Linked DNA regions of Homo sapiens: all the other regions are linked to region 1. Evidence: read pairs that join two places in POLR2A ChIA-PET (ENCODE). Cell type or tissue: CD4-positive, alpha-beta T cell. All regions are shown on one strand. Links, peaks and the distances in the headings refer to the core of each region. The heading gives the core; the rest is flanking DNA. Region 1 overlaps ATG16L1 (autophagy related 16 like 1). Region 2 overlaps SAG (S-antigen visual arrestin). Region 3 overlaps DGKD (diacylglycerol kinase delta).

Region 1 (8,000 bases), core at 1-8,000:
GTTTATCCCAGCGGATGCAAAGTACCTCTGGAATCCCCCTTCCTCATTTTTCTGGGCCACGTCTTTCCTACTTGGAGGAGGGCAAGTAATTATTTTGGTCTTAATGACCTCCTACTGAGATGCAACCTTCATGGAGAAGATAATTAAATGTAATAACCCAAGATTTCATCACCTACTGTTTGGATTCATAAGAACTTGACAGAAAGATTTTTCCTTTTCAATAAATAATTATCTGGATTAGGTAAATATATACTTAAGAACCTGTTACTAAGCAAGTTAAACCTGGTCAAAGTAAATTTATTTTCCTTAGCTATTTATTCCAGGACTATGTGTAATTATTGCACCACATTCTTGGCCAGGATGTAGAAGGGAATAAAAGGCAGGTCGAAAGAAAAAGGACAAGGCTGTGCTTTATTTTCTTGATTGGCTTTCCCAGGGATCTAGGTTTGCGAGAGTCACCTGTGCCCATACAAGGAAGAGAGGAGAACTGCAAAGACAGGAACTGCAAATATGAGCTGAGCCTTTGACAATGTCCTGTTGAAAATAGAATTTTATGGTTTTAAGTACTTGCAACTGTGCTTAGGCCCGGGACCACAAGAAAACACTAGCATTTGCTAAGTTATCAAAACCTTTCAAAGATGTATGTCCTCTGACCCAGAAACTCCTTAGGGAAGCATAGAGATTAAGGAGAGGCCTTAGGCCGGGCTCGGTGGCTCATGCCTGTAATTTCAGCACTTTGGGAGGCCAAGGCGGGCAGATCACCTGAAGTCAGGAGTTCGAGACCAGCCTGACCAACATGGAGAAACCCCATCTCTACTAAAAATACAAAATTAGCTGGGCGTGGTGGCGCATGCCTGTAATCCCAGCTACTTGGGAGGCTGAGGCAGGAGAGTCGCTTAAACCTGGGAGGCGGAGGTTGCAGTGAGCTGAGATTGCACCATTGCACTCCAGCCTGGGCCACAAGAGTGAAACTCCATCTCAAAATAAAATAAAATACAAAATAAAATAACAGGCTTTTACAGCCCTGTGTTTGCATCCTACCTCGGCCCCTTCCTGTATGATCTTGGGCAGGATGCTCAACCTGTCTAAATTATCCCAGTCAACCCGGTTATGCAAATGACACTTTTATAAGCTGTTATTCTGAAGAAACCAAATCTCATTTCCAGGTCAACTATTTATTTACTTTGTGGCTTGGGAAAATACAACTGAGATTAATCTTCCACATCTGAGAGTGCAGACACACACGTACCCTACATATCTAAAGCAAAGGCATGATATGGGAACCTTTGTTTCTTTGTAAATTAAGACGTTAGTTGGTGAATGACTCCTAGTTGAATTTAAACCCCTCCACTTACAGGGAAGCAACCAACATTTTAAAAAATAGTGGATCAAAACTCTAAAACTATATTCCAAAACACATTTCAATAGAAAAGAAACATCCTAGAGCGAAGGAAACTCTTTTCTACCACTATGAAAGCTTCAAATCTCAGAGAAGATACCCCACCTTAACTTGTAGGCAGATTAGGAAAAGCTCCAGAACTAGTTTGATTCCTTTTGTTCCAAGAGATCTTAGTTTTCGCTTAAGTTTCCACTTTAAGTTACAAACCAAAGGGAGCAAGGAGGGAAAAAACAAACAAAACAACAACAACAAAAACCCCACCGCATTACATGGCAGGCACAATTAAGAGGCAGAAAACTGATCGTTCAAAGTGTCAACAGGAAACAGTGAGGCAGTAACGGGTACTGAGTGCAGGAAGTTAGAATTCACATTCACAGCTGATGAACACAAACTTTTTGGAAGGTTATTTGGTGATGTTCCAAAAGCTTTGACCCATCAAATTTTATTTTCAATAATCTATCTCAAGTAAGTAATCAGAAATAGGGTCAAAGGCCGTATCAGTACATGATTTGTGAGAAATTAGAAGCCAGCAAAATACAATTAAAATGATATATGGATGTTAGTTCTGAGTGGTGGAAGAACTGTATGTTTTCATTTTCTTCCTTTAACATTTTTCTTTCTAAAATCTGTAAGATGATTTTACAGAAATAAAAACATTAGAAGCTATGATCACACCACTGCACTCCAGCCTGGGCAACAGAGCAAGACCCTGTCTCAAAAAAAACCAAACAAAAAAAAAAATAAAAACAAAACTTTTAAGAGAGCCAAATTTTCAGAAACACAGTTTTGATTCATTTATCTTTACTTACTGTTCGACTGGTAGAGGTTCCTTTGCTGCTTCTGCAAGCTCTTTCTGCAGCCGGGCTTGCCGCCTCCTGTTGGGAAAAAAAAAAAAAAAGCCCACCATTTATGTCTGCTTAAGAAAGCACGGGGTTTGGGCTCTCTAGAAGCCACCAGTTCTAATAACACATTCAGTGCATGTAAAATAACAACTACCCTGAGCAAAATACTCAAAAGTCACAAGCCCAAACTCATAACATCAGTAAGGCTCCCCTTTTAAAGGGTTTCAGAGTAAAGCCTAGAAGAGAGATAGGCCACATTATTAGAGAAAGCAGTGAACTGGCAAAGGAGGAGGCCTGCCTTCTGGGACCAAGGGTATCTTAGGATAGACACATGCCTCAGGCTCACTGAGGGTTAGTCATGGTTGTGACTTAAGTTTTCTGCAGCAAATAGTCTTACACGGGTTGAGCATCCATTACTCGAAATGTTTGGGACTACCAGTGTTTCAGATTTCGAATTTTCTCAGATTTTGAAGTTTTGCATAAACATGATATAAATCTTGAGGACAGGATCCAGGTCTAAATATGAAATTCAGTTGAAATTAATGGTAAATCGGAAATCTGAAGTGCTCCAATGAGTACTTCCTTTGAGTGTCATGTTGGCACTCAAGAAGTTTCAGATTCTGGAGCATTGTGGAGTTTGGGATATGGGATGCTCAACCTGCATTAACACACCCACAGCCTGATTACTAACAGTGAAGATTTACTTAGGACTTCCCCTTACCTGACATTGTTAATTACTTTACAGACTTTAACTCATTTAAGCCTTATAACAACCTTTTGAGGTAAATATCATTATTGCCATTTATAAATGAGGAAACTGAGGTATAGTGAGATTCTTGAAATGTCAAAGTTTACATAACATTAGTAACTTTAATTTACTAAAGCTTGACATAGAAGTCTTGGCTGTGACAAATTTTTAACATGGTCAAAGTCTCATCCACTAACTCCCCTTCTCAGAATCATTTTTGTCTCTCATTCAAGTCCTAAATTCAGAAACTCCCTAACTCCTAACCCTGACCTTACTCTCTCTTCTTTGATAAATTTCACTTCTAACTATGGCTATGCCTGCTAGGTGGAGGACCCCTAATGTAGAACTCTAGCAATGCTACTGAGCTGCAATCAAGAATTCTGCTGAAATTTCTCGTAAGTTTTTACCACGGTGGTAATTCTCAAAATGAAGGAAAGTCCTCTAGGCAGTATAGCAGAATCTTGGGAAGGGATGTGGGTATAGCTTAAAAAGTGCATTACACTCTTGATTTTATACCTGGAAGATGAAAAATAAGTTTTACAGGGCAAATTACCAAAAATACAATTTATCCAAATTGTCTTAGCTGGTAGAGACAACTGTGAACTAACTCTCTTTGAGGAAAAACCAGAATCTCGGTATAAGGTGTGTGAGTACCACTACTCTATGATTAAAGCACTTGTTGACTGTCTGAAATCTACTTTCTATAACTTCAGGTCCCAGTTCTGCAAGGTGGAGATAAAAACTTGACTTAGGGTCACAGGGAGAGGAAAACACCACCTGTTATCAGGGATTCATCACTATAGCTGAAAGGAAAGGTCTTTAATAGCTCAAACAGAGTCTCTCTCTGTCACCCAGGCTGGAGGGCAGTGACATCATCTCGGCTCACTGCAATCTCCGCTTCCTGTGTTCAAGCGATTCTCCTGTCTCAGCCTCCTGAGTAGCCGGGATTACAGCCACCTGCCACTACATCCAGCTAATTTTTGTGTTTTTAGTAGTAGAGACAGGGTTTTGCCATGTTGGCCAGGCTGATCTTGAACTCCTGACCTCAGGTGATCCACCTGCCTTGGCCTCCCAAAGTGCTGGGATTACAGGCAGCAGCCACCGTGCCCAGCCCTGAGTGCATCTTATGAAGCAGCCACTGTGCCTGACCACAGGGACACGTGGCAGCATAAGGGAAGGAGGCAGAGTGTGAAGAGCTATCTCAAAACAGTGTGCTACATATGGCCCAGGTAAACCACAGCTGCCTGAAGCAGGAAGATGAGGGACATCTAAGCTGGGGAGGCAGGAAGTGGGTAATGACGCAGGAAGGCTTCTAGGAGGAGAGGCTACCTAAGCAAAGTAATGAAGACTCCTCAGGTCCCACATCTGCAATCACATGATACCTCCAAGTGCACAGCCCTAGGAAGATGCTTCAAAGGGTGGGCTAGGGAATGAGGACAGCATTTTCACTAGGAAATGTGCATTACCCCCCGTCCACTGCACTGCTCAGGGGCTCTTCCTTGGCATCACCACACATCTCCCCAACTTCTCCCTCCAGCAGCCTCTCAGCTGACGTGAACATGCAACCTAGCAGCATCCAGCTCACCTGGGGCCCCCAACACCCTCACACTGCTGTCAAGCTCCATGGCATAAGCCAAACAATTCTGCTTAAAGTAAATGTGAGACAGAAACAATACAAAAAGGACAGCTTATTTTTTCTTAATAGAAACCGGAAAATTAGAAAATACAGGTAAGTATAAAATGAGAAATCAAAAACCATAATCTCACCACCCCCAAAAATAAACACCAGTAACAGTACATATAATTCCTTCCAGTCATTTTTTTAAAAAAGTATACAAAATTGGGATCATCTGTATGAAAACATTTTGTGTCCTATTTTCGGTTATATTAATTTTAGGCATTTTCCACAGCACTAAGTATTCTTTTCGTTTTGCTTTTGAGGCAGAGTCTTGCTCTGCTGCCCAGGCTAGAGCCTAGTGGCATGATATTGGCTCACTGCAACTTCCACCTCCCGGGTTCAAGCGATTCTCCTGCCTCAGCCTCCTGAGTAGCTGGGATTACAGGCATCCGCTACCACACCCGGCTAATTTTCGTATTTTTATTAGAGACGGGGTTTCACCATGTTGGCCAGGCTGGTCTCGAATTCCTAACCTCAAGTGATTCACCTTCCTTGGCCTCCCAAAGTGCTAGGATTACAGTGTGCGCCACCACACCAGGCCAATCTTACACCTTCTAACAGTATTTTTATATCCATTTACAGTATTTTTGTATCCATTAAGTAATCTCTCTTTAACCTCCTTCCCCACTACTCTTCCCATGCTCTAGTAACCACAGTTATACTCTGTATCTCTAGGAGAACATTTTTCTTTTAGCCCCACATGTAGAAGCACGCAGTATCTGCCTTCCTGTGCCTGGCTTATTTCACTTAATATACTGTCCTCCAGTTCCATCCAAGTGGTTGTAAATAACATGATTTAATTCATTTTTATAGCGAATAATATTCCATTGTGTGTGTGTACAGCACATTTTCTTTATCCATTAAGCCAATGATGAATATGTAGATTGATCCGTATCTTGGCTATTGTGAATGGTGCTGCCACAAACATGATGGTAGTGCAGATTATCTCTTTGATATGCTAACTTGTTTTTCCATCATCACCCTTTAAAAGACTCTTTCCTATCGTCATTTATTCCCTTTAAAAGACTCTTTCCTATTGTCATTTATTCACTTTTAAATTAACTGGAATAATCTCTTCAAACTCGAAACTACTGATATGGGGATTTAAAAATATGTATGTTCTAATCTGTAGAGCTTTTTTGTTTGTTTCTGGATGGGGTCTCGCTCTGTCACTCAGGCTGGAATGCAGTGGCACAACTTTGGCTCACTGTTGCTTTAACCTACTGGGCTCAAGCAACTCTCCCGCAGCAGCCTCCTGAGTAGCTGAGGCCACAAGCACATACCACCATGCTCAGCTTTTGTTTTTGTTTTTTGTACAGATGGAGTCTCACTATGTTGCTCAGGCTGCTCTTGAAACTCCTGGTTTCAAGCGATCCTCCCGCCTCCGCCTCCGCCTCCGCCTCCGCCTCCCAAAGTGCTGGGATTACAGGCATGAGCTACTTACTGCACCTGGCATCTGCTGAACTTGTGTTAACAGCTTTTCAGCTCATTTTCTTAGGTTTCTAGGTGGGTGATCACTCCTTCTTTTCAATGGTTGGTTGGCCAGAACATCCAGATCGGTGTTCTCTGTGAGTTGTGAGAGTGAACCTCTCCTTGTTCTCTTGCAGGTTTTAGTAAGAGTGTATATAGACGGTTGATCAGTGGACCTTGACCAGGGGATGACTGGGCTCTCTGGGGCAGCTTTTAAACACGCACATTTTCCACAACAGAGATTCAAATTCCTAACGTAATTGATTTCTTGATAATCCATCTTTTAATTCCCATGTCTCAGTAGGTTTCAGATTTATCTTAAATAAATAGACTTAGCAGGATTGCAGGGAATTCTTAAAAAATCTATCAATGGCCAGGCGGTGGGGCTCACACCTCTAATCCCAGCACTTTGGGAGGCCGAGGCGGGTGGATCCTGAGGTCAGGAGTTTGAGATCAGCCTGGCCAACATGGTGAAACTCCACCTCTACTAAAAATACAAAAATTAGCCAGGCGTGGTGGTGTATGCCTGTAATCCCAGCTACTTAGGAGGCTGAGGCAGGAGAATCACTTGACCCCGGGAGGTGGAGGTTGCAGTGAGCCAACATCATGCCACTGCACTCCAGCCTGGGCAACAGAGCGAGACTCTGTCTCAAAAAATAAATAAAAATCTATCAATGAGTCTGATTTAGGAATTTCACATCTATATTCATATAAGGTTGGATTATAGTCTTCTTGTGCATTAGCAAGATCAGAATTTTTATATGGATACAAAAAGCTTCACAAAATTATGGGGAAGAATTCTAATTGTGGTGTATTTCCTTTTTCTAACTCTGGTTTAATTTATATTGTTCAGAATTAGCTTTTCTCCTTGAAACACTGAAAGAATTCCCTGGTAAACCTCCTGTAGTAACTGCCAGGTTTATCTCTTTCTTTTCAAAGACCTAGGTTCTACTCTACTAAGGATGGAAACCACTAACTGTGGATTGATAGCCCACCTGGAGTCTTTTTCATTCTCTGCATTAAGCCGATTGGCTTCCTGGGCTTTCTCAGCCATCCATCTGGTGACCAGCTCCTGGTTCTCTTCCGTAGTTTTCCTCAGTTTTCCCTCCAAGGCAGTAAAAGTGATCTGCAGGGCATCATATTCATCCTTCAGGGTCTGGTTGGCTCTTTCAAGGTCACAAAGCTTAGTGCGCAGGTCTAGGCACTCCGTCTCCAGGTCAGAGATAGTCTGCAAACATTCTGCAATTCTGGAAGCATGACATCAGAGGACGAATAGTACCTCGCCAGAGCCCTGTGCCAGAGCCAGACGGACCTGGCTGAGTGCTTAACACTTTGTGTCTGTTACAACATCTTTTAGCCAGGCCCATCCCCATGGTTTACAGGATAATCCATTAGGAGAGGAAACACCTAAGGTGAAATTCATCCTATTAATGACTAGGAAAAACACGATGTGAAGGAAGAGAAACTTTCGATGCTTAGATTGGTAAAGGGGATTTAAAAGGAGGCTGGAAACCGTATATATTTCACCAGCTCTGACATTTCCTGAGCAAAAGCCTGAGCAAGCGCCCTGCCTTTCCAAGCCTCTAGACCCCTTTCCACATATTAAGGAAACCCAAGCACACGCTACCCCAGCTCCAAGGTCTCAGGATTCAGAGTCCCCATTTATCTTGTCTGCCAGGCTTCTCCCTGGTCAGCAACAGTTTTGCTCACAAACTCATTTCCCTTTTCCCAAGGGCCATGCGCTCAGCTATCCTGGCCCTACCACCTCCACCACAGGAACATACCAGCTCCCACACACAGCGGCCACAGGAGAGCTGCTAGTGTCTCTGGGCCACTTGCAAGAGCCAAGGTGACATCCCTAGG
Region 2 (10,401 bases), core at 1,414-9,413, 63 kb before region 1:
AAACTCCTGGGCTCAAGCGATTCGCCCACTCTGGCCTTCTAAAGTGCTGGGATTACAGGTGTGAGCTACTCCTCCCAGCTGAGATTAACTCTACCTTGCGCTGAATGGGGCCAAGCAGCTGCTGAACTGAACATGCTCTGCCACGTGCCTGAGAACACCCTGCAAGTCAGAACCCCTGGCATCTTCCTGGGCTGGGAGATTTGCTGTGGAGTGGACTTTGCTCTGCTATTAACTGATTCAGTGACCTTGGATAAGTCTTTCATTCTGGCTCAACCTCAATTTCCTTACCCATAAAATGCATATAAATATACCTTCCTCATGGAGGTGTGGAGAGTCATAAATGATTTTTTTGTTTTGTTGGTTGGTTTTTTTTTTTTTCTGAGATGGAGTCTTGCTCTGTCACCAGGCTGGAGTGCAATGGCACGATCTCGACTCACCACAACCTCCGCCTCCCGGGTTCAAGCGATTCTCCTGTCTCAGCCTCTCGAGTAGCTGAGATTACAGGCACCCACCACCACACCTGGCTAATTTTTGTATTTTCAGTAGAGACAGGGTTTCACCATGTTGGCCAGGATGGCCTCCAACTCCTGACCTTAGGTGATCCACCCGCCTCAGCCTCCTAAAGTACTGGGATTACAGGTGTGAGCCATCATGGCCGGCCGAGTCGTACATGTTTAGAAACTAGTCCACACACCATGAAACATTCCCACAGTGTGGTGAGCCATCATTGTTCATCTTACGATCCCTACGCCCTTGAATACATTGATCTAGGCTCTCAGTTTCCCTGATATTCTCTCTCCCGGAGCTTCACGAATGTGCTTTAGAATCTAACACAGTAACTTGGCCAATTATCCTCAGAAAATCCTTTGACTTCCACCTGCTTTCTGCCAATTGTTCACTGTTCCCCACTCTTGGTCTCAGAGAGTGTGAGCTACTGAGCATCGGAGTCATGGGGTCAAACAATCCAGTCTCCCAGCCATTGGCATCACCTCGGAGGTGGTCTACTGGGGCCACAGAGGGAACCCCCAGCATATCACATGGGGAGGTGGCAGTGAGTGGGCCTTGAGCCCACAGACATGCTCCCGGGAAGGGAAGCGCAAAAGCGTGGCTTGGAAGGACAGTGGACGCTGACTTGGGAACTTCACTGTATAGTCTTCGCTAGATCTGCTGCCCAAATTCAGCCAGTCGTCCTTTGAGTCAGGGTCAGCAGATCAGTACTTAGTTTCATTTAAATTTAATGGACATCTAAAGTCATTAGGACCTCCTGTTCTTTACAATTCCTGATGGAAATGGACGAATGAATGAATGAATGAATGAACACAGCCAAGAGCATTACTCAGTTTACATGCTTAGGGCACCACACTAGCTAGTGATACTTCTAAAAACAGTAGCTGACATTCCTGGAGCACTCTCTGTGTGTCAGGCCCCACGCTTCACATGGATTGTCTCACTGAATCCTTATAATCACTCTATGAGACTTGAACTATTACCGCCCCCACTTTACAAACAGGAAAACTGAGGTTCTCAGAGAACTCAAGGTGTTTTCCCAGGGTCAGCAGCAGAGCTGGGGTTAGCGCACAGCTGTCTCCAAGGCCCATGGGTGTAACCCCCACATCACACCAGGGGTGAGAGTGGGATCCTTGTGTGGGCCCGTAGATATGCACTCCACACTACACACGCCAGACCACCATGCTGCACGTGCGTGCCTGCGAGCCCAGCAGGGTGATGTGAAGGGAAGCAGACCAGCACCAGCCCGCCCTGCCAGGGCTTATTCCCTGAGCCTCGAGGACTCACATGGTGCTGGAGGCAAGGTTTGTGTCCTCGTGCTTGATTTTCCCATCCAGGGCAATGCCTCTCCTTTCTCGATTGTTAGCCAGCAAGGGCAGCAGCGTCAGCGTCTTGGTCAAAGTGCTGTTTGGTGGCACTTTTTCTCTAGAGGAAGAAGAACAGAGGAGATTTATAACCATCAAAGCTGCCATGGACCCCATGAGCCCCTATTTGACATTAGGCATTTTCCAGGATCCACATCCCCTGATGGACCTCCTGGGAAGGTGGGTTCAAGAGCCTGGGAACTTGACTTACGAGAAGCAGAACAGTGCTTGTGAAATCTCAGGGTGGGCTGGCAGCAACAGGAGGATATTTCTTCAAGCAACTCAGCCTATTCTGAATTGCTGAATTTCTAGAATGTTCTATGGAGTTAATGAGACAAACTGGCTCAAGAGTCAGAGACCACAGCCTCCTCCTGAGACTTTGTGAACCACACGGTGGCCTGCAGAACCTTCTGGTTGGTGTCAGCAACGAGTCCAGGCCAGAAAGCCTCTTGTCACCAAAAACTGTCACTATAAGGGGGTCACAGTGTGACTGTGTGGTAAGTTGTCTAGAGGGGCAACGCAGGGACCCACAATTTGTGGATCACACAGACCGAATAGCTTGGGTCCAAAGCAGCACATGCTCTTTCTCTACTGGATCTTCTTCATCATCAGTCGGGGTATAGATTTCTCAACATCTGACAGATGGCGGAGACCCTGTGCCAACAGGCGGGTCTGGGATCCAGCTGGGGACACAGCAATGTGTGTTTCTCCAGGCAGACACACGGCAGCATGGCCAGGATCATGAAGCAGCCTCTGCGGCTGGAGAGTTGGCTCCTCCACTCACGTGCATGCTGTGTGCCAGGCCAAGTGCTAAGGCCTGTCCTCAAAACTCTCACCTTACCCTCATCAACCCCATACCAAGCAGGTGCTCCAAGATCCCCATTTTCCAGACGGGAAGTGTGCCCACAGTCACGTGGCTGCACACTCTCTGACAGCAGAGCCCATTCGTGCCGGAAGCACACCCTCCATCCTGTGCCTAGCCAGAACAAGGTGGGGTGTGGCCAGCATCAGGACCATTCTAAGGCTGTCCTGAGACAGCTGGAAGTCTGAACTGCCTCTCTGGGAAAGGACTTCCTTTCCCTAATCAAGTTTCCCTGGATAGGTAAAAGCAGCTGTCCCCTATCCTGCCTCCAGTGTCTACAGGAAGCTCTTTACAGAAATCTGCCAGAGCCCAAGGTGGCCCACATCCTACCATCTGGGTCCTGGTGGAACCTCTCTTAATGAGCGTAATTTGAGCATTGAAAAAAGCAGAAACAGCATTGTAAAGATGGCTGGAATAGGAAGAGGGCCCTTGGGGTTGGGCTCAGAGGATGGACTTTTTGTGTTTGTGCAGAGCTTGCCAAAGGACTATGCCAAGGCTCTGGGGCCACTCCCCAGAGCTTCAGGATGTGGGTTTGGATGGTGGGGAGCAGCTTGGGAGTCAGGTCTGTCCTGGTTCCGTGGAAGCCTGCCCACTAAAGCCCCAGAAGCCACAGGGCTCTGGGACGATGGCTCCTGCTCTGCAGCTTTCTGAGTGGCCTCTAGCTTCAGACTTGTCAGCATGGTCCAGTCCAGCTCCCAGGCTCCTCCAGCCTTTGGGGGACTTTGGAATGCTTTCCAGTTTCCTGGGAATCTTTGACCCAAAATGCACCCAACACTTTGAAAGAGGACCAGGTGATGGAATACATATTAGGGGAAAACTCAGCCAGGATCCTTTGCTCCCATGTTGCTGAGCACATGAGGAAAGGTGAACCAGGGCCAAGACCCCTCCAGGGCACAGGGATGTGCGAGGATCCCCTAAAGGCAGAACAGAGCCCAATCTTGGCAGAAAGGAGGCAGTGAGTGGTGGTTCTTTCCTGTCTCCCTCCCTTGTAGACCTACAGTTTGAATCTGTTTTGAATAACAGTAATAGTTTCTCCTAAAGTTGCCTTTTAAATATTCCCATATAGGCCAGGTGCGGTGGCTCACGCCTGTAATTTCAGCACTTTGGGAGGCTGAGGCAAGCAGATCACCTGAGGTCAGGAGTTTGAGACCAGCCTGGCCAACAGGTGAAACCCTGTCTCTACTAAAAATACAAAATCAGCCAGGCACGGTGGCTCACTCCTGTAATCCCAGCACTTTGGGAGGCCGAGGTGGGCAGATCACCTGAGGTCAGGAGTTCGAGACCAGCCTGGCTAACATGGTGAAACCCCATTTCTAATAAAAATACAAAAAATTAGCCAGGGGTGGTGGCGTGTGCCTGTAATCCCAGCTACTCAGGAGGCTGAGGCAGGAGAATCACTTGAACCCAGGAGGCAAAGGTTGCAGTGAGTCAAGATCGCGCCATTGCACTCCTGCTTGGGCAACAAGAGCAAAACTCCGTCTCAAAAAAAAAAAAAAATACAAAATTAGCTGGGCTTGGTGGCGGGCTCCTGTAATTCCAGCTACTTGGGAGACTGAGTCAGGAGAATGGCTCGAACCTGGGTGGTGGAGGTTGCAGTGAGCTGAGATCTCACCACTGCACTCCAGCCTGGGCAACAGAGTGAGACTCCATCTCAAAAAAATCTATCTATTACCTTATATTATCTTAAGGAATCAGTTGTCTTTCATCATTCCCCTACCCTAACCTTCCTCTAACCCTGATAATATTTTTTACATACAACGGTGCTTAGAACATGCCAGCAAGGCAAAGAGTTAAGACCTGGTCGAGCTATCCTCTCGGGGGGCTGGAGGTGGGAGATCATCGCCCCCCACTCCAAGCCATGTATTAAATGAATCTATTTGACTTTGTGGCACACAGCAAAGCTGGGCAGGTCTCTCAGGCCAGCATAAAGGAACCATGGCAGGATTCTCATTTGTTTTTGATTCTAACAAAGGGGAAAAGTCATTCACAACAACAGGCTAAGAACAGATATATTCTAATCCAGTTGTCACTGGTATAAGATTTCAATTTGAGATCAAAAGATAGGGAATCCTAGCCTGGGCTGACAGTTCATTTGACCATCTTCTGGGAGGTGGAAATAGTACCAAATTCCTAACAATTCATTCCAAGGATAAATAGAAAAAGCCAGCTGATCCCATGGTGACATTTCTGTCTTTATTTCTCTCCTCTGCGTCATTCTTTGGCTTGCATTAATCCTCAGAACTCCTGTAAGATGGGCACAGAGGGGTGTGGTAGATGCAGAGCTAAGATGCTAACTTTCTGTGCAGCCCTCGAAGGGAGAAAGAGGAAGGAAGTGGAAGGCTGGCGAGCTAGCTGAACATTCTAGTTCCTTCTTCAGCAATAAACGGCGAGAAACTTGACACAGAAGGCTGAGACGCCCAGGAAACGGAAACCCCAACAGCTACTCACTGCGCTTCCTCCATAGCCACGGGCTTGACGTAATAATCACTCGAGTAGAGAACCACATTGGCCACCTGTTCCACTGCAAGGGGAAGACGGGAGTCCGGTGGTCAGCACTGGTCCCCCAACACGTGCACTTTCCCTGCGGCCTCCCAGGGTACACGCTGGTCTCTCCTCTCTGATGATGGTTTCCCTCCACTTCCAAGGCTAGGCTTTCTCAGCCCTCAGCTTCAAGGCTGGGGTTTTGAAGTCCTGTCTCCAGGCCATTTCTGGTCACCCATAACCTGCTCTGTATCAACTCCCACCCATGTCCCCTAAGGCTGCAGCTCCTGGGAGACCCCTCCTTTCCCCTGCTCAGCCCTTTCTAACATCCTCCATCTTACTTCATGAACATTGTCCTTCCTGTCCTCCAAGAGACTAGCTAGAGGCAGTACAGGACTGGTTGGTGGGTGGAACGTGGTGGATAGGAAGGTGGGCCTGGAGCCAGGCTGTTTGGGTGCCAATCTTGGCTTAGCCACTAACTGTGGGGTGAATTATTTATCTATTCTAAGCCTCAGTTTCCCCATCAGTAAAATGGGGGTAATAATTGCATCTAACTCATAGGGACGTTGTGATGATTAAAAAGATGACTTTTAATCACCTTTAAAATTAAGCTTGAGGATTTTTTTAAAAAATAAAGGCAGGGTCTCCCTATATTGCCCAGGCTGGTCTTGAACTCCTGGGCTCAAGGGATCCTCCCACCTTGGCCTCCCAAAGTACTGGGATTACAGGCGTGAACCACTGCACTCAGCCAAAGTTTGAGGATAAAGAAACAATTTGTGCAAGGCATGCAGTACAGTGCCCAGCCTATAGAAAGCAATTAATATTTTGTTTTTAAAAAGTTAACAGCTATCCGGGTGCAGTGGCTCACACCGGTAATCCCAGCACTTTGGGAGGCTGAGGCGGATGGATCACCTGAGGTCAGGGGTTTGAAACCAGCCTGGCCAACATGGCGAAATCCCCATCTCTACTGAAAATACAAAATTAGCCAGGCAAAATTGGTGCACGCCTGTAATCCCAGCTACTTGGGAGGCTGAGGCAGGAGAATGGCTTGAACCCAGGAGCTGGAGGTTGCAGTGAGCCGAGATCACACCACTGCACTCCAGCCTGGGTGACAGAGGGAGACTGTGAAAGAAAGGGAGGAAGGAAGGAAGGAAGGAAGGAAGGAAGGAAGGAAGGAAGGAAGGAAGGAAGGAAGGAAGGAAGGGAGGGAGGGAAAAGTCTAGAATTCCTTAGTCTGCACGCATCAGGATTTCTGACCCTCATCTGTGATGACTCACAGGGAAAAGTGGTATATGACACCTAGGGCCACTGCTCACCCTGGCTTGCCCGGGAGAGCCCATTTTAGGACTGGAAGTTCCACATCCTCAGTCCTGGGCCCTGGGACAGTCACCCCAAGATGCATAAGTCTAACTTTGTCTTGGTCATTGAATGTTTGAGTTAAAAAGTGAACTTAGAGGTTACCCTCACAGGTCATTCCATCATGTCTTCCTCATGAAAGAGCCAAATAAGACCATTATATAAGACCCCCTGTGCTTTGATGCTTTTTGAGCTTAGTTAATGTGTGGGAACAACAGGCAGAAGGCACCTCCCCTGTAGGATATGGGAAGGTCAGCCATGACATGATGGCCATTTGAGCCGAGACAGTCACACTTCACCATTTACAAAGCGCTTCCATGTGGGACCTCCTTCAAGCCACACAAAGCCTGGGAAGGTAGACAAGGAGCCCCTGCTGTGGATGCCAGCTGGGATCACAGAGCCCACAGCATGAGTCCACAAATTAGGCCTCACCCACAACAATGTGCTGCATCTGTCAACCACAATGAGCACTGTGGGGCCCTCCAGGAAGGCATAACCATGGAAAGAGATCACTTGCCAGGAATTTTGTTCCAAGACAAAAACCAGCCGTAAGTGGGCAGGAAGTTGAATGAGATAACTTGTAAGGCCTTTCTCCCTCCGCAGTCCTGCTGCCTATGACAGCAGAGACAAGTAGCCAGTTCCAAGGACCCAGAAGGGCCTTATCAGACCAGAGAAGTGACCTCTCAGGAAACAGGATCAGAAATTCTAGAAGACTATGCCCTCTACTTCTGAGAAGAAGGTCCTACCGAATGCTTTAATCTTCTTCACGGTCTTCTCTGTGTTATTGGTGACAGTCACGGTCACAGGGATGGGCTCCCCATGGAAATAGATCTAGAAAAGTCAGCAGATAGGTCAGAAGAAGAGAACAGATGTGGCGGTGTCTTTAATCTTACTGCTTTCTAGATTCATCTCAATCCCTTTCACTGGAATAAAAGCGGCAGAATTTAAGGAAGATGAAGTGATAGCAATACATTTCTTCTAAGGAAGGGCCTGAAACACATTCCACCCATCTGTGGGAAGCTGGGGAGGGGAACAGAGTTCCGATCATCACATCGGAGGAGGCCAGGGGTCAGGAGGTTATGGGGGCAGGATGAGTGAAGTGAAAGGAAACCACTGGGAAAGCCAAGTGCTGGCATCCCACCCAGCAGAGCCCGTGTAACACAGCCCCTGGCACACCCACACACGTGTATACACACAGTGCACAAATGGCTGACTGCTGACCAGAGGAACCAGAGCCAGCCTTGGCCAGCAGCTCTCACCTTTTCCCACCATGACACCCCTAAGAGATGACATCACAGGTGACACTGCCATCCCACATGGTTTCTGCAAAACTTAAATTTCCCAGGAAGTGAAGAATTTGGGATACCACAGCTATTGATGCTCCATGAGTGAACAAGGCCCATGGAGGTGGACAGGACAAGGACAGCTGGGGGGCAGGTATGTGAAAAGCAGCGCCCCTTCCTTCCCCAGTCCCTCGGGACAGCCAGTGGGTGGAACGCAAGCCAGTTCCGTCCTCCTCTAAGGACCATGCTGACCAGCTCCAGGCTGTGAAAACAGGCCAGTCACTTACGCATGTTGGTGCTTTATCCTAGAAACAAGCTTCCTTGCAAGGCACCCATGTAGTTAAGGGCTGGGGCTGGTGAAGAGAGGGGTGTGGGGCCTGCCCCTAGGCCTGCTGCCCTGCGGGTAGTAGCGATGGTAGGTGGTTACCTCTTTGTTGAGAGAGACCGCAAGGTGCAGGGGCTTGTCAGACATGAAGAACTGCCAGGCCGCCTCAGCTCGGGGCTGGGGACCCATCTCAAGTGGGGCATGCTGTACTTTGCGGATCAGTAATCGCACGGAGCTCCTGTGGGAAACAGCCACAGACAAGCCAGGGATTGGCACCCAGGCCGCTTTAGGGAGGCTTCTGTTCTCTCCCCACTGTCACATGGAGATTCTCCAGGAATGCTCCCCATGGAGACAGGGTGGACGGGAAGAGGGCAACGACACTGGTCAGAGCCTGAGGCAGCCCTGACGGTGGAAGAGCCTGGGGGTCTGGGTCCTGGTCCCTTCCCTGTGGGGGAAGCTGTGGGGCCAGGCAACATCCCGAGGGCCAAGCTTAGCCCCTTAGGCTCCGTGGATTCCCAGCTCTGCCTCCTGTCAGCAAGGCTAAGGTGTGAGGGCGTCAAGGGCCTCATGGAATAGCTGCCATATACATGCGAGCTCCATTACTGCAGCTCACTATCCTGCGCCTCCAGAGATGTGTACATGGGGCACAAGGAGACAGTGCGAAGGGCCAGGCGGAAATCTTGTTTAGGTAAAAAAAAAACAGCACAGGGGGTGGGAGAATGGGAAGGATGGAGCGGTAGGCTCAATGGTTGTAGAGTTCCTGCTCAGGCAATGGGAAAGTTTTGGGTATAGACAGCGGTGAAGGCTACACAACATTCGGAATGTACTTAAGCCACTGAATGGTACATTTAAAAGTGGTTAAAATGGGCCGGGCACAGTGGCTCACGCCTGTAATCCCAGCACTTTGGGAGGCCAAGGCGGGCGGATCACTTGAGGTCAGGAGTTCAAGACCAGCCTGGCCAACATGGTGAAACCCATCTCTACTAAAAATACAAAAAAAAAAAAATTAGCCAGGCGTGGTGGCGCACGCCTGTAATCCCAGCTACTCGGGAGATTGAGGCAGGAGAATCGCTTGAACCTGGGAGGCGGAGGTTGCAGTGAGCCGAGGTCACATTGCACTCCAGCCTGGGGGACAGAGCGAGGCTCCATTTCAAAAAATAAAAGAAAAAAAGAAAAAAAAGTGGTTAAAATGGCAAACTTCATGTTGTGTACATTTTACCACAAAAAACAAACAAACAAACAAACAAACAACAACAACAAAACTTCAACAAAGGGGAAACCCGGGAGCTTTTCGGGGCTTACGTGAGCCCTGGAGGTTGCTAACTTCCCTGTCATTTTCTTGTTTTCTTTTTTTTCCCCAAAAATGATCAACCTTTGACCTCCATCCCACATGCAGATGGTACCCCAGCCGTGCCAGCCCTATGGGAAGAGGTCTGTCCCACAGAGACAAGGTGGAGGTCGTCTCTTCTCTCCACCCCCACCGCAGACCCCTCACCTATTCCGCAACCATACTCTTACTTCTTGGGGATTTTGTCCTCTTCGGCATCGGTGCTGTCTGTGGCGAATGCTTTGACCTCAAAGTCAACCCCACAGGACTGTTGGGGAGAGAGAGCAGACAGGCAGCGATCAGCGACTCCCTCCCTGGGTGCCGGGCCAGAGGGCCACACCTCACACAGGGCACATGATGTGGCACTATCTCTTTTTGTCTTGGCCATGTCCTATTCGGGGTTGCACCATTTAGGGATTTGGAAGCATACTGACAGTGAAACAATTACAGTAGCGCAAGGAGTGTGCCATGGGCCCAAAGCCCCCAGAGGGAGGGGATCCACCTGCCCCATGAGCCCTCCTGCTGCCGTGGAGAGTCATTCACATCCTGGCTATCCTTGCCTCCTGCCACCTTGCACACTTAGGTGTCCCCAACTGTGATCCCATGCATCTTACTGACTTCCACTGCCTACAGCAGGGGCCAGAGGTACAGGCACTCACAGGGCCAGCGCTGGGGTCCAGGAATGCCCTGATAGGGTATGGAAACCCTGACCCCCATGGTCACCTGCTGTTCAGCGGCAGCCTCATGTGGCCAGGCAGCAAGGCACCCAGTGCGGGCAGCACGATTTTTTTTTTTTTTTTTTGGAGATGGAGTCTTGCTCTGTTGCCCAGGCTGGAGTGCAAGTGGCATGATCTCGGCTCACCACAACCTCCGCCTCCCGAGTTCAAGCAATTCTC
Region 3 (10,401 bases), core at 1,197-9,196, 150 kb before region 1:
CTGCCTTCTCTATGTCGGTCCCCAGCTGCACACAGGAGATTTGCCATGACTCACACTTCCATGCCATGCCTCCATCTTCTCAGCACACCCCTCCTGGCGAGCTCCAGCCCCCACACCAACCAGCAGGCACCCCTTAGGCAAGGGCCCACCTCCTCCTCCTCTGGCTCCCCTCCTACTCCTGTTCCCCTAACACCAGCCACAGCCCAACCTCTGGTAGGGGAGGGTGAGTCTCTTCGGGAGGCTGATTCTGGGGGATGTTCTGAGCAGCACTTCCTATTCAATCCCTTGATTTGGGAGACAGCATGGGTAGGAAGGACCCAGGCGAGAAAGCAGGGGCTAGATACAGGCCCTCAGGCTATGCCTTCCTGGCTGCTCACCCTGCCCACCAGGGCAGGTGGCAGGGTGCAGGGAGATGCTCTAAGGAATACTAAGAGCATCCCTATGTCTGGACTGCAGCCAGTATCATAACTACTGGCAACCAAGGAATGGTGTAAAAAAGCTGAAACTATCTCCAAAATCCAGCCTTCACAAAGAAAAGTCTTTGGAGACTAAAAGATGGCTCATATTTTTCAAGCAAATGTATTAAATAAGAAACAGTTCACACCCCTGAATCAACTTAAAAGATAATTGCAAATCAGAAGCAGGGCAATAAGGCTGGGCGCAGTGGCTTACGCCTATAATCTCAGCACTTTGGGAGGCCGAGGCAGGTAGATCACTTGAGGTTAGGAGTTCGAGACCAGCCTGGCCAACATGGTAAAACTCCATCTCTAACTAAAAATACAAAAAATAGCTGGACGTGGTGGCATGTACCTGTAATCCCAGCTACTTGGGAGGCTGAGTTGGGAGGATCACTTGAACCTGGGAGGCGGAGGTTGCAGTGAGCCAAGATTGCACCACTGCACTCCAGCCTGGGTGACAGAGTGAGACCCTGTCTCAAAAAAAAAAAAAAAAAAAAAGCAGGGCAATAAACTGAACTCAACAGGACAAATGAATGACATCCCAGGGATTCAAAAGGCCAGGCTGCAGGACGTCCCACCAAGAGAAGGAGCAGAACTGCATCAGAGGTGACTGCATGGAAACCTACACACTGGAGAGAGAAAATATCCTCAGATCTTGATGCTTGATGACTGGAGAAAGAAACGTGATGTCACAGAGGAGGAGTGGATAAAATGGTGGATGCATTTCTCACAGAATCCTGAGGCAGGCTAGAACAGCCATAGACAGATGTGAATTTTTACACACCTGCTGGAATTCTCTTGAGGGTAACAGAACTTAAAAATCAGTAAGAGCAGACAAACTAATAGTAAAATGGACGAAAGACTTGAATAGCTATTTCACAAATGGCCAATAAAGCACATGACCCGGTGCTCAATTTGATTAGTCATCAGGGAAGTACAAATTAAAGCTACAGGGTGATGCATCTCTCACAATGGCTGAGCTGTAACAGACAGTATCAAGTGCTGGTGACAGTGCAATTTGGTGCAACTACTTCAGAAAACAGCTGAACTTGTATATACCCTGTGACTCAGCAATTCCACCCACGCATCCCACAGAAATGCAAACGCATACCTTCCTCATCAAAGCATACGAGAATGTTCATAGCATCACTACTCTAAACAGGCCTACAGTGAATACACTGTAGTATACTCATACATTGGGAGACAAGCAATAATGTAATGAATCTTACAACAGCGAAAGAAATAAGCCTGACACAAGACGACATATACTCTGTGTAATTTCCTTATGCATTACATAAAGTTAAAAAAACAGACATAACTAATCTATGGTATTAGATGCTAGCTTCTCCTAGCAGCTGCTTTGACAGGAGGGGCACACAGGAGGGATTCCGGGGGCTGCAGTGTTCTCCGTGGTCGGGAACATGCATCAAGCTGTGCGTCTGTAATGAGTACACTCCTCCATGTGAATGCTGCACCTCAGTCAAAAAGGATACAGAACTTGGGATTTCTCAAAAACACATAACCACATAACTCAAAAGAAAAGTGTGCAGAGCTGCCCAGACTCCTGCATAAAATCTGGTTAGAAAATAACTGTACAAGAGACAGGGAGAGAAAGGTGGAAACATGAATATGAATATGAAATATGAAGCATGAATATGAGAGTCTGGCAGCACTATGTTAAAACAGTGTTAGAAATGGATTTTCAACGTTTATGAAAAAACGCTGTCTTATAAGGCAAATGCAAGTTAAAATTAGGAGATCCCATTTTTTAACCTACCAGATTCACAGAGATCAAATGTTTTATAATATGGTCTACTGATTCTCATACACTGGGGCAAAAATTAATACAACCTCTATGGAAACCATTTGGTAAAATCTGTCAGACTTGAAAATATACACCTGTGTCTCAACAACCATGCTTCTATAAATTTATCCTCTCCTGTATCTTCATGAGAAATCACATACTGTATATACAAGGTTATTTGTGGCGGCATTCACTATAAAGACAAAATATTTGAAACCAAACAAATAGTGATCAATATAAGGCTGGTAGAGACTGGCTACAGTAATGACAGTACATTCATATAACAGAAAACTATGCAGCCACTAAAACCCCTGAAGCTACTCTACATGTTCTTATATGGAACAACCTCTAAGACACACTGTTAATAGATAAAAGCCAATTGCAGGAAGAGTATGGGTACAGAGAAAACACTAATATTAGTCACCTCTAACTGAGAGGACCTCTGAGTGGCTGGGAAACACTTTATATCTTTTTAGCCTTAAGATTTCTGTACCACTTGCATGTGTTGCCAATCCAAAAATGAGCTATTAAAAAAGAATAAAGTCGGCCGGGCACAGTGGCTCACACCTGTAATCCCAGCACTTTGGGAGGCTGAGGCGGGCAAATCACGAGGTCAGGAGATCGAGACCATCCTGGCTAACACAGTGAAACCCTGTCTCTATTAAAAATACAAAAAAATTAGCCAGGCGTGGTGGCGGGCGCCTGTGGTCCCAGCTACTCAGGAGGCTGAGGCAGGAGAATGGCGTGAACCCGGCAGGTGGAATTTGCAGTGAGCCAAGATTACGCCACTGCACTCCAGCCTGGGCGACAGGGTGTGACTCCATCTTAAAAATAAATAAATAAATAAAAATAAAGTCTTACGTTTATATGTTAAGGATTAAAAAAAAAAGCTTTAAAATTCTATTTGAAAGAACAATTTTGGCTTCTATTCTTGATTCAAGTACATGATTTTCCAAGAGAAATGAGAAAATACCTTGCTACTCTAAATGAGTTGCCAAGCCAGACAAAATGTCCTCCCATGTCCTGGGAAGAATTAGCCCAGGGGGTTATTAAACCGCAGGGAGTGATCTCTGAGAAATCATGGTGAAAAAGGAGACATACTGGAGACATGCAGACGTGATTTCTCAAATGGAAAAGAGGGTGGACTCTGGCTTACACACACATGGCAGCTGATAGAACAAGGGACAGTTTGGCTAATATGGGCGAGGCACAAAGAAGGTCTCGGCAATCCACCGCGTGTTTTCCAGGTTATCTGCTCCATTCAGCTTCTCCACAACCTGACGAACCCGGCTGAGGGGCCTGCTCACAGTCCCACAGCAAATGAGCTGATGTGGCCAGGACACCAGGCAGGGGGGCTCCAGGCGGAGCCCTGGACCTCCATCCCGCAGCCTCTCCTCATCTGGGTGGTGCCTCACACCAGGGCCAGTGGGCCGGAGGCAGGGAAGCAACTGGCACTCACCACGAGCTCTCCCAAGCTCACTCAGTACAAGCGGTGTCTGGCACATTTCATTTCCGTTTTGGCAGGGTGACTGGCTTGGAGGATCAGCACAAGGACGATACCAACATCTCATTAAGTCATCTGACTAGTTGTCCCTCCCACTCTGACCAGGTTTCCCAAGAGTTCAAAATAGAAGGTGGAGAAATAAGATCTGGAGGATAATGACAAAGGCAGTTCACTGATTGACATCAGGCTGAATCACAGCACCCAAATGGCTATGTCCTGTCCAACCATTTCTAACCATGAATTTGGACATGCAGGGATCTGGACGTGGATCTCATTCATAAATGACACTTTAAATGACAAAAAAGATCAAAGTCCAGCAAACTGTGTCACGCTGAAACCACAGGCCAAACCAAAAGGGCCTAAGAGTAATTAATGTGAGGCCCGGGGACCACAACGGTCCAACGGTCATGACGAGCGAGCAGGGATGGGTAGAGGCACAACATTCTGAATGGACCCCCTCTTCACTTTTCACGGGTCCAAATTCAGATGACAGGGAGGTACTTTTCCCCACTCCTCTCACTGAGAACTGAAAACCATGGGCATCAGAAAATCAACACAAAAAGACCCTGAAAGGTAGAGAGAAGATGGCAGCCTGACAAGGGTCTTGTCCAAAGGGATGACACTGTGGTGGCCCTCTGGGTTTTCTTTTTACCTGGTATACCCTAGACTTGGAGCTAAAGAAGCAGCAGCCGAAAACAGTGATGGATACTGGGGGGGTGGGTGGAAAGCCCCAACAAAAGCCTGCTCTTCCAGGCCAAGGATCCAGGAAGGGGGCAGTCAGACAAGACAGAAACTGACAACGGCAGTAACACCCACCTTACTCCAGCCAGCGCCACAAGAAAAAACCATGCCCACCCCACTCCCAGGCCGCAGCTAGGCACTCCAGCACTCACCTAACAGAGTATCCAGAGGAGGCCAAGCTGAGAGCCGGGATGTCTCCTATACCACCTGGAAATGAGTCCTCACCCCCGACAGCACAAGAGGATATGCAAGCGGCAAATAAGCACACAGAAGATACTCAACATCCTTAGCCATCAGAGAAACACACTGAAACCACAACCAGAGAGCCCTACGCACCTATCACGATGGCTACAACAGAAACTAGTGCCAACACCACCTGCTGGAGAGAATATGGAGAAAGTGGATCTTACTGTTGGGTGGGATGTAAAACATTACGGCCACTCTGCAAAACGGTTTGGCAGTTTCTTAAAAAACCAAGCATGTGACTAGCATATGACCCAGCAATTACACTCTTCAGCATTTATCCCAGAGAAATGGAGATTCATGTTTGCACCGAAACCTACCCAGGAATGTTTACAGCAGCTTTATTCATGATCACCAAAAGCTGGAAACTATTCGGATGCCCTTCAGGGGGTAAATGATTAACAAACTGTGGTACACCCGTGGAATACTACTCAGTAATAAAAAGGAACAACCACTGATAAGACTCATCAACCTCAATGAGGCTCCAGGGAATTACGCTGAGTGAAAAATCCAACCCCAAAGGTTACATACTATAAGATTCCATTTATATCACATCTTGAAAAGACCAAATTATAGAAATGGAGACCAGATGAGTGTTTGCCAGGGGTTACAGAGGGACATGTGTGAGGCTGTAAAAGGGCACAAGGAAAATCTCTGCGGCTTGGAGGCTACCCATCTCCACTGTAACGAGGTTAGTATCCTGGGTGTGACATTGTACTGGAGTTGTGCAAGAGGTTACCACTGCATGCAACTGGGTAAAGGGTACAAAGAATCTCAAAATAAAAGCTTTAATTAAAAATAAGTAACCACCATCAACAATATTTAAGTTTAAACTGGGAAAACCAAGGAGTAACTCCAGAACAATGCTGTGTTTCTTAAGGACAAGGGCGTATGTGGGCAGCGCAAGTTAAAAGTGTAATCTTATCTAAAGTCCTGTATTTGTAGTTAGTGCAACCCATGAAACATCTGACGCCAAGAAAATATTATGTGGACACAGCCGACACACCTTTGGTACACATTCTCAAAGAAAAGGACCAGGTCCTCTATGTCAGGAGGGGTGGGTAGAAATGCCAGCTGCCCCGCCTGTCCCTGCGCCTGAGTCCAAGCACACGCAGGAGTGTCATGGACCACGCCCTCCGGTTGAGCTGCTCATTTTGCTATGGGCTCTGACACGTGGCCTGGGTACTTGAGCCTGCACAAGGCAGGGCCCTGGAAATGGAAGGTTTCATTTCTAAACACAACAGTGCTTGAGGAATCAGTGGAGCTATGTAACCTGAGGAGCTCAGCCATGAAGAGAGGATGTCAGAATCGCAGGCTCCTGCCCTCAAACAGTAGTGCACTTCCTGGGTGGGGCGGGCCAGCCCAGCACCCACTACGGCAATACCAATGTATGCTCTGGGAGTGGCCGAGATGGTGCCAAGACAAGGCCCCAAAAGAAGCTGCCTCTGCAGCCCCACAGCCCACTGGCCATGCCCCTCGGGGGTCCTACTACACACTTAGGGGGCCTCAAGGTCCTTCTGCCACTGCCTCCCAGAGACCAGTAATTGTCCCATCCCCCCAACCTCCCAAGTCAGAAACTGCTCCCTCAACTTCACCTCCTCTCTCCTGTGCTATCTTCATCATTGGGCTCCAAATTCTTTCTTTCTTCCTCAGAAATAAATTCAGGCAGTCTTTCACTTGAGCAAACAGAAAAGATTCCTGCTCCTGCGGAAGTTACATTTGAATGCAGGCAGTAAATTAAAGACTTATTAAAGAAGTGAATTACACAGCATGGAGAGTAGTAGCTGGTGACAAGCCCTATGGAAAAACGGGAGACCAGAAAAGAGAGGTCTGGGGGCCAGGGGACTCCACAGCAAAAACGGGGAGGAGGCGAGGAAGGAGCCAGAGACTGGAAGGAAGCAAGGAAGGAGGTGGGAAGGGCTGAGCAGAAGCAGGCGCGTGGTGCGTGGCTGGGGCTGGCATCAGGAAGGGGGCCAGGGGCCAACCTGCAAGCATCAGGACCACAGAGGGCCATGCAGGTGTAAGAACTTTGGCTTTTACTCCACGTAAAATAAGAAGCCATGCAAGCTCAAGTTTTGAAAGCATCATTCTGGTTGCTTTATTGAAAGCTGACAGTAAGATGCAGGAAAGAAGGCAGGAAACCTTTTGGGAGGCTCCTCAGTAACCCCATCACGAGATGATGGTGAGGAGAGTGGGCAGGCTCTGGATGTGCTCTGAGGACAGCAGACGGGACAGGGTGAGACAGAGAGGAGTCCACAGTGACCTCCGAGCAGCTGGCTGGGTGCTGCTCCCATCCCAGGAAGGGGACACTGTGGGTGGAAGCAAGCTTTACAGCTGGGGTGGCGGCAGGGCCAGCAGGTCCGTGTGGACATGCTGAGGGCACGGTGTCGATTAAAGTCTCAGCAATGTCCAATGTCTTATCTCACTCATGAGGTCTTCATCTTGCCCTCAGTTTGGTATGTTAAAAAAGAAAAACTTAAAGACACTATAGAAATGAGATCACTCATACGTGACCACTGCTGCTGATAGTTCTGGAGGTAATTTGACGATCACCAGTCAAGCTGAAGATGCACACACCTGGCAATTCTATCCTTAGAAACACATTCTAGAGAAACTCTTGCCCATGTGCCAAGAAGACGAAGATAAGCATATTCACAGCAGCACTACTGATCACAGGGAATCTGGGAAAGTGTACGTCCACAACAGGACGTCTTAGGTACTGGAACACTACAGAGGCCACGAAAACCAGCATCGTGGGCCTCAACTCAGGCCGCGCCTGTCAGGAGCTCTGCGGTTCATGCCTCGTTCCCCAGAAATTCTGATTTAACTCCAGGAATCAGGAATCAGTTGTATTAAACCTTGAACCATTTAACTAAAGCTAGATGTAGCCACAGGGATAAATCCAGGAAGCGTAATGCTGTGGCTGTCCAGTCTGATAACATTTATTCGACATTTCAGAACCAGTTCAACAATGCTATATACTGTTTATGCCTACACACACTTATCAAAAAAGTATATAAACATGAAAACAAATGACAAACACCAAAGTTAGGATGCCCCCAGGGAAGGGGGAGCAGGAAGAAACGAGGATAGGAAAGAGAATTCCAAGTGCCTCTGTTATATCTATTATGTTTATTTCTCAGGCTGGAAGCAGTCATAGCTGGGTTCATGTGTTACTTTTTGAATGTTTTAAATGTTTTGGCACAAAAATATGCTAACATGCCCAAGCCAGAACTAGAGACACACACAATATAGCCATGCCCTATATTTGTAGTTTAGCCATACGGAAGGTTAACAGGTCAGCCTGAAACCATGCCAGTAGCCAGACTCTGCTGAGGGAACTGGGGGAGGGGAATCTCCTGAGCGCCTGAGCCTGGAATTCACTCCTTTACCATCCCAACCCCTTTATGCAGGGTTCCCAGGGCTTTTATACACCCCACCAGGCCCCTGCCGACTGCCACGCGTCTCATGGCAGACACAACTGTTCCTAATTTGTCTCTCAAATTTCTCATCCCAGAGTCAATTCCTGAATCCCAAATAGCTCGAGTGTCTGAAAACAAGGTGGATGCTTCATGAAGGGAGGAAAGGGAGGTCCTGGCGGGACCACTCAGAAGGGAGCTTTTAGAGGAGAACAGCAAAAACACCTTCCCTCCCAACACACACCCCTCCACAAACCACAAACCAACATCACACCCTAGAAACCTCAAAGCACACAGGGACAGGTCCTGCACCGTCGACAGACAAGGTGAAAATCCACCCACACCCAAAGCAGAACAAATCTGGGCTCTGTAGTGCTTGCTTTGGGGGACTGGAGGGAAATTTTCCCGTGACAAAGCTCAGACTGTAGGAATTCACCACACACAAGCCTCTTCCACCTGCAGCTTTCTGTCTGGCCAGGTGAGAACCACAGAATGTTTCTAGCACATGAGTAAAGTCACACCACAAAGCCTATACCTTAAAAATTCCAGCCTTCCATTTCTAAGACATACAAGCCAAGAAGCAACCCTCTGGAGCATCTTACAAGGAAGCTCAATTCCTTCCGCTTAATTCCAAACCCTGACCTTGAACTCACCACCCAACAGCCTCCCAGTATGATGGCACACTGTCCCCTGGGGCTCTTACCTGCTGCCCTTCCTGCTCAGAACAGTTTCCAGCTGCTCCACGTGTATCAAAATTGAAGTGACCCAGCACAAACAAAAACTGGGTGTTAAAGTCAATGGGCAAGAGCCTACAGATTACGAAGTAGAGCAGGAACGCTGGAGCAGCAAATCAGTACCGTGCAATCAGCCACCAACCAAAAGAGGGGCAAAGGGACGGTGCTGGGGGCAGGATGAGGCACTCGGAAACACTCTGCTAAATATAGCTCCTGGGCTGCAGCGCTTGGAAAGGTGGCCGAGAATAAGCATCTGGCGCCCTGGGTCATTTCTGTCACTTCCTGTTACTCACATCCTGCTGTTCCGATGCTGCCCGAATCCTGGATTCCCCGTACACAATTCCCTACCTGGAAGCCCCCAGAGACAGACCATTCAAAGCAGCTGGGATGTGCGTAGACAACAGACTTCCTCACAGAGCACCACACAAAACACAAAAATAGACACCACCACACAAACAAGCTCTTGGAGTTCCCCATATAGAAAGAGCCTGAGTGCCCAGGTCCGGGTGAGCTCCGCACAGCACTGTGTCAGACCCCGCCCAGCCCACCAGCTCTGCACGCTGCCCTGTCTGCAACCTAAAAGGGAACGTGGGCCCAAACAGCTGTCATGCACTTCCTCTCCTGGGCTGCATCTCACCTGCAGCCTCAGAGCAGCTTTGGGGGGAAGGAGGGGGTCCCCAGCATGACAACTGACAGGTGCCACCCACAGCACAGTCAGAGCAAGGCATCCTCCATCTGACCCACTCCTGCCTCCCCAGGAACTCAGGAAGCCCAGGTATGGAGCAAAGCCAACTTGGCAAGAAGTTAAAGTCACATGTAACCTACCAGAAGATAGGTTGTTTTAATTTATTTATTTTTTTAGAAACCCATAAAGTAAAATGAAGCAAAAAGTGAAAGTTCTACTTAAAAATGAAACGTGACAGAAATATTGTGTTACTTACCTATTCACTATTTCAACAGTACTTCATTAAGCTTGAGTTATGTTCAACTGTGAGAAAACTAGAGATTGGGGACTGCCATGGTTGGCGGGGGGGCCTCTGGCAGGAAGGGAATATTATTACCCATGAAAGGCACCCCAGATGTAGAGCTGGTGCCCCAACATGGGCTGGCCATAGTCAACCAGCATGCAGAAGGCAAAATACAAACAAATGTGGTTTCAATAGCAAAACGCTGGCAGCACCTCAGTCTCCAGACAGGGGGCTGGTGAAGTAAGCTCCAACATGCTCACACAATGGTATGTCACAGGCCCATAGTCATGGACACAGAAAGATGTTCATGAAGTAATAAGTTTTAAAAGCAGGTCATAAACTAGTCTGTATAAATAATCCAAATTTTTGTAAAACTAAAGTGTATTTAATAATATTCACAGAAAAAGGCCCCATAACTATCTGTCCATATCAGGGTTTCTCAACCTCAGCACTATTGACATTTTGAGCCAAATAATTCTTTGTTGTGAGGCTGTCGCACAACACTGTTGTGCCTCTGGGGACACTGAGCA

The links. Peaks named below come from ENCODE experiments on the same cell type or tissue, not always from the same donor. Only the 100,000 strongest peaks of a DNase experiment are listed, where the experiment ranks them.
Region 2: POLR2A ChIA-PET joins it to region 1 with 20 read pairs; 9 of 35 experiments call an interaction of 5 or more read pairs at or near these places.
Region 3: POLR2A ChIA-PET joins it to region 1 with 12 read pairs; 7 of 35 experiments call an interaction of 5 or more read pairs at or near these places.

The regions. Positions count from the first base shown.
Region 1 is chr2:233,264,276-233,272,275 of GRCh38, reverse strand. It overlaps ATG16L1 (autophagy related 16 like 1), which reads right to left. Exons shown (of 18, transcript NM_030803.7): 5 at 7,133-7,384; 6 at 2,209-2,274. Among named protein-coding and RNA genes, the nearest start is that of ATG16L1, 17 kb to the right of the region's middle. RefSeq lists a silencer at 6,227-6,296. In CD4-positive, alpha-beta T cell, for the core only: no CTCF peak of the experiment used is centred there; DNase peaks (open chromatin) are centred at 1,725, 3,865 and 4,275; H3K4me3 peaks cover 1,406 bases; H3K27ac peaks cover 5,952 bases.
Region 2 is chr2:233,326,493-233,336,893 of GRCh38, reverse strand. SAG (S-antigen visual arrestin) reads right to left here. Exons shown (of 16, transcript NM_000541.5): 7 at 9,697-9,773; 8 at 8,281-8,416; 9 at 7,317-7,401; 10 at 5,182-5,254; 11 at 1,795-1,932. Among named protein-coding and RNA genes, the nearest start is that of DGKD, 23 kb to the left of the region's middle. RefSeq lists enhancers at 6,635-7,416, 7,447-8,278, 9,576-10,401. In CD4-positive, alpha-beta T cell, for the core only: no CTCF peak of the experiment used is centred there; a DNase peak (open chromatin) is centred at 5,143; H3K4me3 peaks cover 430 bases; H3K27ac peaks cover 3,061 bases.
Region 3 is chr2:233,417,893-233,428,293 of GRCh38, reverse strand. The region is part of intron 3 of DGKD (diacylglycerol kinase delta); the gene reads right to left. Among named protein-coding and RNA genes, the nearest start is that of DGKD, 69 kb to the right of the region's middle. RefSeq lists enhancers at 1,297-1,591, 860-2,059, 5,957-6,106, 9,197-9,396 and a silencer at 8,897-9,006. In CD4-positive, alpha-beta T cell, for the core only: no CTCF peak of the experiment used is centred there; DNase peaks (open chromatin) are centred at 4,823, 6,083 and 8,493; H3K4me3 peaks cover 4,187 bases; H3K27ac peaks cover 5,352 bases.